Regions from separate parts of the Homo sapiens genome. Here region 1 is linked to region 2. Evidence: read pairs that join two places in POLR2A ChIA-PET (ENCODE). Cell type or tissue: IMR-90. All regions are shown on one strand. Each heading gives the region's core, and the rest is flanking DNA. Links, peaks and the distances in the headings are about the cores only. Region 1 has its middle 50 kb from the start of BMP5. Region 2 has its middle 120 kb from the start of HMGCLL1.

Region 1 (2,934 bases), core at 108-2,607, 230 kb after region 2:
GACACATGGAGGGGAACACCACACACTGGGGCCTATTGGAGGGTGAAGGGTAGAGGGTGGGACGAGGGAGAGGATATGAAAAAATAACTAACGGTTACTAGGCTTAATACCTGGGTGACAAAATAATCTGTACAACAAACCCCCATGACACAAGTTTACCTGTAAAACAAACCTGAACTTGTACCCCTGAACTTAAAGTTTAAAATAAATAAATAAATATGACAATGTTTAGGGATATTTCTGTAAAGCATCATATTTCTACAAATAAATGATTTGTGTTACAAAATGGTACATTGTTAGCAGCGTTCCTGGCACATAGTAGACATTCAATAAATATTTGTTAAATAAATAAATGAAAAAAATCAATGTTTAATCTTATTATTTAATTGGCTTCATAAAACAATAACTACTAGACAAAAAGTATGAAGGAATATATCATCTTACTTTGCAACAGTTCTTCTACCGCTTAGTAAACACAAGAACCAAGAGTTCGTGAAAAATGACCTTTTATTGTGGTATTAATTTTAATTTCTCTGACTAGTGAGCAGCTTATACATATTTTTATGTGTTTCTTAGTCTTACATATTTTGCATTTGATGAAATATCTGTCTTTAGCCCAGGTTTCTATTCATTTGTTTTTTCTTATTGATTTGTAGCACCATTTTATATGTTCCAGATACTAATAATTTATTATCAATATGTATGAAAAATATCATTTCCCAGTTAGTGGTTTATTTGTCTTATATTATGTCATGAGGAATTTTTAATTTTAATAAATCAAGATATATCAATAATTTTCTTTATGATTAGCAATTTTTGTATCGTCTTTAGGAAATCCTTTTCTATTCTCAGGCCAGAAAGATGTTTTCCTACACCTTATTCTAAAAGTTTAAGGTTTTTGTGTCAAATTTAAGTATTTAAGTAACCTGGATATGATATTTTAGTATGTTGTAGGCAGGGATCTAATTTTATTTGTTTTTCCATCTGTATACAAATAATCCCAGAACTCCTACTTACCCTACTGCTTCGAAATGTCACATTTGTGAATATATCAAAGTTTCACATGTGCTTTAGAACTCTCGATGCTGTTTCTTTTGTCATTATCATTCAGTTCAAAATATTTTTAGATTTCTATTAGAATTTCCCATGAGCTACTTATAAGGTGTTTTAATTTCCAAACTCATGCATTTTGAATTTTGCTTTTTGCTTCTTGGATTTAAACTAAATTGCATTGTGATCAGAGAACACGCTATGTATGACTCAATTTCTCCTACACTCATTCCATTAGTCAGAATTACTCACACAGTTTTACCTAGATACAAGAGGTCTGGGAAAGTATTCTTCCTGTGTGCTGATGGGGAAATTTTAATGGATTAGTGGGCATATGGCACTATTCTGCCATATTCTAGGGCCCTGTTCTTAGATCAACCCCCTCAATTCCTTCAAATGTTTGCTCAAATTATTACCCTTTCAATGATACCCTGTTAATCCTATTTAAAATTCTTCTTCCTTTTTACTTTTTTATACCTAATACTTTTTACACATACCTATTTTTTTCTTTTTATAGAATTTTCTACCTTTAAAAATATTATACATTATATCTATTTCTCCTGTCTTTTGTCTTTCACTTCCCATAAGACTGCAAATTCCCTAACGGATTTGTTCACTGATATATTCCAAAGGACTAAAACATGCACATAGCAGGTGCTCAGTGAATATTTATTGAATTAATGAATGTAACTTCTAGTTTATTAGTTATTTCCTACCTGTGCCTCATATGTTATTCAACCTATTAATTCTTCAGCTTCAACATTTCATTATTGATTTCTAGATGCTTTCCTTGATTCTTTTTGAATTCTGCTGGCTATTTTATCATCTTTTTTCTCGGCATGTTTTTCTAGTGTATCTTTATTTCTTCAAAAAAATTTATAAATAGTCATTTTAGATTATTAAGCCTTTGAGGATCTTAATTATTGTTTTTGCTTACTCTCAATCATGGTAGTTTGTTTCATTTTATATTAAATGATTTTTAAATGTGAGCTTCTCTTGAGTAGAGTAGCTACACAGTCACATAACTGTAAAAAGACTGAATTTAGGGTTGAGAAAAGGATAATTGCCATTTGGAACCCACAAGGATAATGCTCCTACTTCTTGTTAGGAATTTTCCTAGGCCTGAAAGCTTGACAATTAAAGAATATAGTCATTGCCCTACCTTTGTTTCAACTGGAGAATCAACCTCAGCAGATATGTGAACTGACGTTATTATTGATGCTTATACCCTGGACTGTGTACAGGGTCCTCATGAGTTTTAGTACCCCGCCCATGTGTTCTCCAAACTGCATACAATTCTTCCTCCACTTTGGAACTGCATACAATTCTTAGGCCTGGTTCCTCTTGGTGAAGCCAATGCCTGCACGTCAACCTGCAATAATTACATTTTTCTTAAGTCTGTGAACAAGCCATATGAATTCAGGGTTTATGTCTCCAAATTTTCTCCCTGACTCTTAATTAAATTTGGGACATTTGACCTAGCACTGCCTGTTTAATCATTGCATTAAGGATATTTGCAAGTAGAGCTTTACAAGTGTTAGGGTCTTTCCAGTTTAAAGAAAGCAAATTTTCTTCAATGCACCATGCCTCAAAGACTTGTAAGGATTCCCTTTTGTATAGGTATTCTAGTTTGTACCCACAAAAGCCTGGTTGCTTTCCTGTTGCACTTTCAATGACTCCTTGACTTTTCTTAAGCTTGAAAAATCCCATTGCTATAAAAATCCACTAATCTACAGACACCAACCAAAGTAAAACTGTGTGCTACCTAGGATTCAAAGCCTTTTGCCCATGACTTAGCAGTAATAAATGCTCTATAACCACCAATGTTTTAAAAGCCTTGTTTATATATTGAAGTTCCAGACTCCAAATATTGGTTCTATGACA
Region 2 (2,934 bases), core at 222-2,721:
ATACTTGGGAGGCTGAGCCCAGAGAATACTTTGAGCTTGGGAGTTCCAATTCCAGCCTGGGCAATGCAACAAGATCCCATATCTTAAAAAATAAATAAATAAATGCTCTTCTATGTATTTTTTGACACATCAGTTATTTAGGAGTCTCTTAATTTCCTCATACTTGGGGATTTTATAGATTAATTTCTACTATTTATTGCTAATTTAGTTCCACCATGGTTAGAGAATACATTGTGTATTCCCTTAATGATTCTGTATTCATTGAGAGTTGTTTCACATACCAAATCTATCTCATGATTTATCTTAGTAAGTATTTCATGCTCATATAAAATAACGTGTATTATGTTATTAGATAAAATGTTCTAGAAATGTTAATTAAGTCAAGTTGGTTGTTGTTATTCAGTTTTCTATGTCTGTGCTGATTTTCTGCCTATTGTCTCTGTCAATTATTGAGTGAGGGATATTAAAATCTCCAGTTGCAATTATAAATTTGTCTCTTACTCATTGTACTTCTAGTTGTTGCTTTATGTATTCTGAAACTCTGCTATTAGGAACATAAACTTTAGGATTGTTATGTCCTTCTGATGAATTGACCACTTTGTACAAAATGACTTTCTGTACATGTAAAAATGGTTAAAATGGTACATTTTATGTACACTTTATATTTGTATACTTCACCAAAATTAAAATAATTGAACATTAAATTGGGTGAAAAAATAATTTAAAATCAATTGTTTGCAAGTGCCTCCCATAATACCTTTCTTTCTCTTTTTGTTCTTAATATACTCTAGATTGTAATGTTATGATTTATCCCTTTCACTTCTGTTGCAGCCTACTATTTCTCCTCTATGAAACATGGAATTTCCTAGGTTTATAGACTATTACCATCCCAGCCTTTACAGTCTAATCTAAACACTCTTGAGTGACTTATCTTAAATTGACGAACAAAGAAATAAAATTGAAACATTCTGTGCTTACTAAGGTCAAGTTATATTTTTAATCTAATTTATACTATTTGCCAATTAAAATAAGGAGCATTGTCTTCATGAAAGAACAATTGATCTGTTAATGATTTTAGGCAAGGAGAAGTTTATTTTATCTTAATCCAGCCTGTAGAAAAGCATTTCCTTTTCTTTTATGTGGTCTAAATTAAGTAAAAACATCATACTCTGAGCAAAGAAATCATGGAATGGGCCCCTTGCTATTGTGTGCTGATGTTAATATAGAAGAGAGACTTCATGACTGGAAGGCATCCATGATATTAAACAGGCCATGGTGCTGTGAAGTGCTGAGAGTGGTCATGCCGAGCAACAGGCCACAGGAATGCAAATCATCCACAAAGCCAAGAGTGGAGCTAGCAGGTGGCCTCGCCCATTCATCTGATGTCAACACTTTATTCAGCTCAGGCCCCTTTAACATCTGGGAAGGCCCACTATAGCTTTTAATTAAGTAGAATGCAGGCCATGCAGTGTTGCCTTCATTTAAAAAAAAAAAAAAAAAAAAAACCCACAGTCACAAAAAGAGGTATCTTCTATACACTGAGGGTCACTCTCCTTATATAAATAAATATGGGCATTTAACTTAGATTGTATGGAGGTTTTAGTTTCACAGATTTTTCCATACATTATTTCAGCATTTTATAGAAAATATTTATTTGGCTTTGGCGACAGATCAAATTTTCTTTTGGGGAAAAATGAGTTCTTTTAGTTCTCATGATTAACATTTCAGACTTTTGAGATATGTCTACTTTAAGGAGTTTTGGGATAACCATAACATATCATTTCAAAATGAGTTTATAGAAGATTAACCTATAGCAGTGGAAAGTGTCAGGTTATGGAATTAAGTCATTTTCTGAGGTCTGAATCTGAAGCCAAAGTCATTTGTAAGTGTAATTCTGTCTGTAAGTGCATAATACATGCACCCACACACATATTGAATATTTCAAGTTATGTAAAACAAGTCACTGTCAAAAACTATTTAAACCACTACTCTTTAAGAGCCTTTTAAGTGTGAAATTTCTTAAGATACTCATCATGTATAGTAAATATTTAAATTAGAAAGGCCAGCCAAGGTACAAAGTATTTAGAAGGTTCATTTAGAATTTCATAACAAAGATCTTATAATGTAATGAGGTTAGTATTTTCCTTCTTTAGATGTCTTTGAAAGGCAAAATTTTGCTTTCAGAGGTAAAAATGTTCAATGTCTTTGTGGGAAAATATTGTTTTCTCTTGGAAATAGGTTAAACTTTCCTATACAAGTAACCAGTTGTTATAAATTCTAAATTGTTAACCATGACATAATTTTTACAGAGTCTAGTAAAGTATTAAGAGAATCACACTAAGAAATCTTGAAATCATAAATCACATTTTTATATCCACATCCTTAAACCTTTGTCTAACATATAATAGGTATTCGATATGTGTTTGTTAAGAAATAAAGGAAGGAAGAAAGGAAGGAAGTGGGGGTGGTTCTAAGTGTTAAAGATGAGTGACAATATAAAACACGAAAATGATACATATCCATAAAATAAACAGAAAGATGAAACTTTCTTCATTCAAAGTCCTAACTTTTGAGCAGATTGTTCAACAGTCTTGAAAATCCAATTTTATCTGGATTTTGACTGACGTCTTATTCTTTTCTGCTAATTTAACCTTCTATCCTTATGTTTTTCACCTTTTTGAATGCAGACACACCTGCAAAACTTCTTCAAGATCTACATCATAGAGTTCCATTCCAGGCATGCTTATTCAGACTGTCCCATTTAGGAGCCTGATATACATACTATCTATGGAAACATTCCAGATGGTTCTCAGGCCCAACAAATACCAGTAACCACCGCTTTAGCAGCACCAAACTAAATGTTTTTCTTTCAACATACTTTTTTTAACCTCTCTATTTTTACTTATACTCTTCCCTCACCCTCAAATGCTCTTT

The links. Peaks named below come from ENCODE experiments on the same cell type or tissue, not always from the same donor. Only the 100,000 strongest peaks of a DNase experiment are listed, where the experiment ranks them.
Region 1: POLR2A ChIA-PET joins it to region 2 with 11 read pairs; 2 of 35 experiments call an interaction of 5 or more read pairs at or near these places.

Annotation. Positions count from the first base shown.
Region 1 is chr6:55,924,202-55,927,135 of GRCh38, forward strand. No RefSeq gene overlaps it. Among named protein-coding and RNA genes, the nearest start is that of BMP5, 50 kb to the left of the region's middle. In IMR-90, for the core only: no CTCF peak of the experiment used is centred there; a DNase peak (open chromatin) is centred at 1,290.
Region 2 is chr6:55,693,047-55,695,980 of GRCh38, forward strand. No RefSeq gene overlaps it. Among named protein-coding and RNA genes, the nearest start is that of HMGCLL1, 120 kb to the left of the region's middle. RefSeq lists an enhancer at 1,069-1,589. In IMR-90, for the core only: no CTCF peak of the experiment used is centred there; a DNase peak (open chromatin) is centred at 1,315.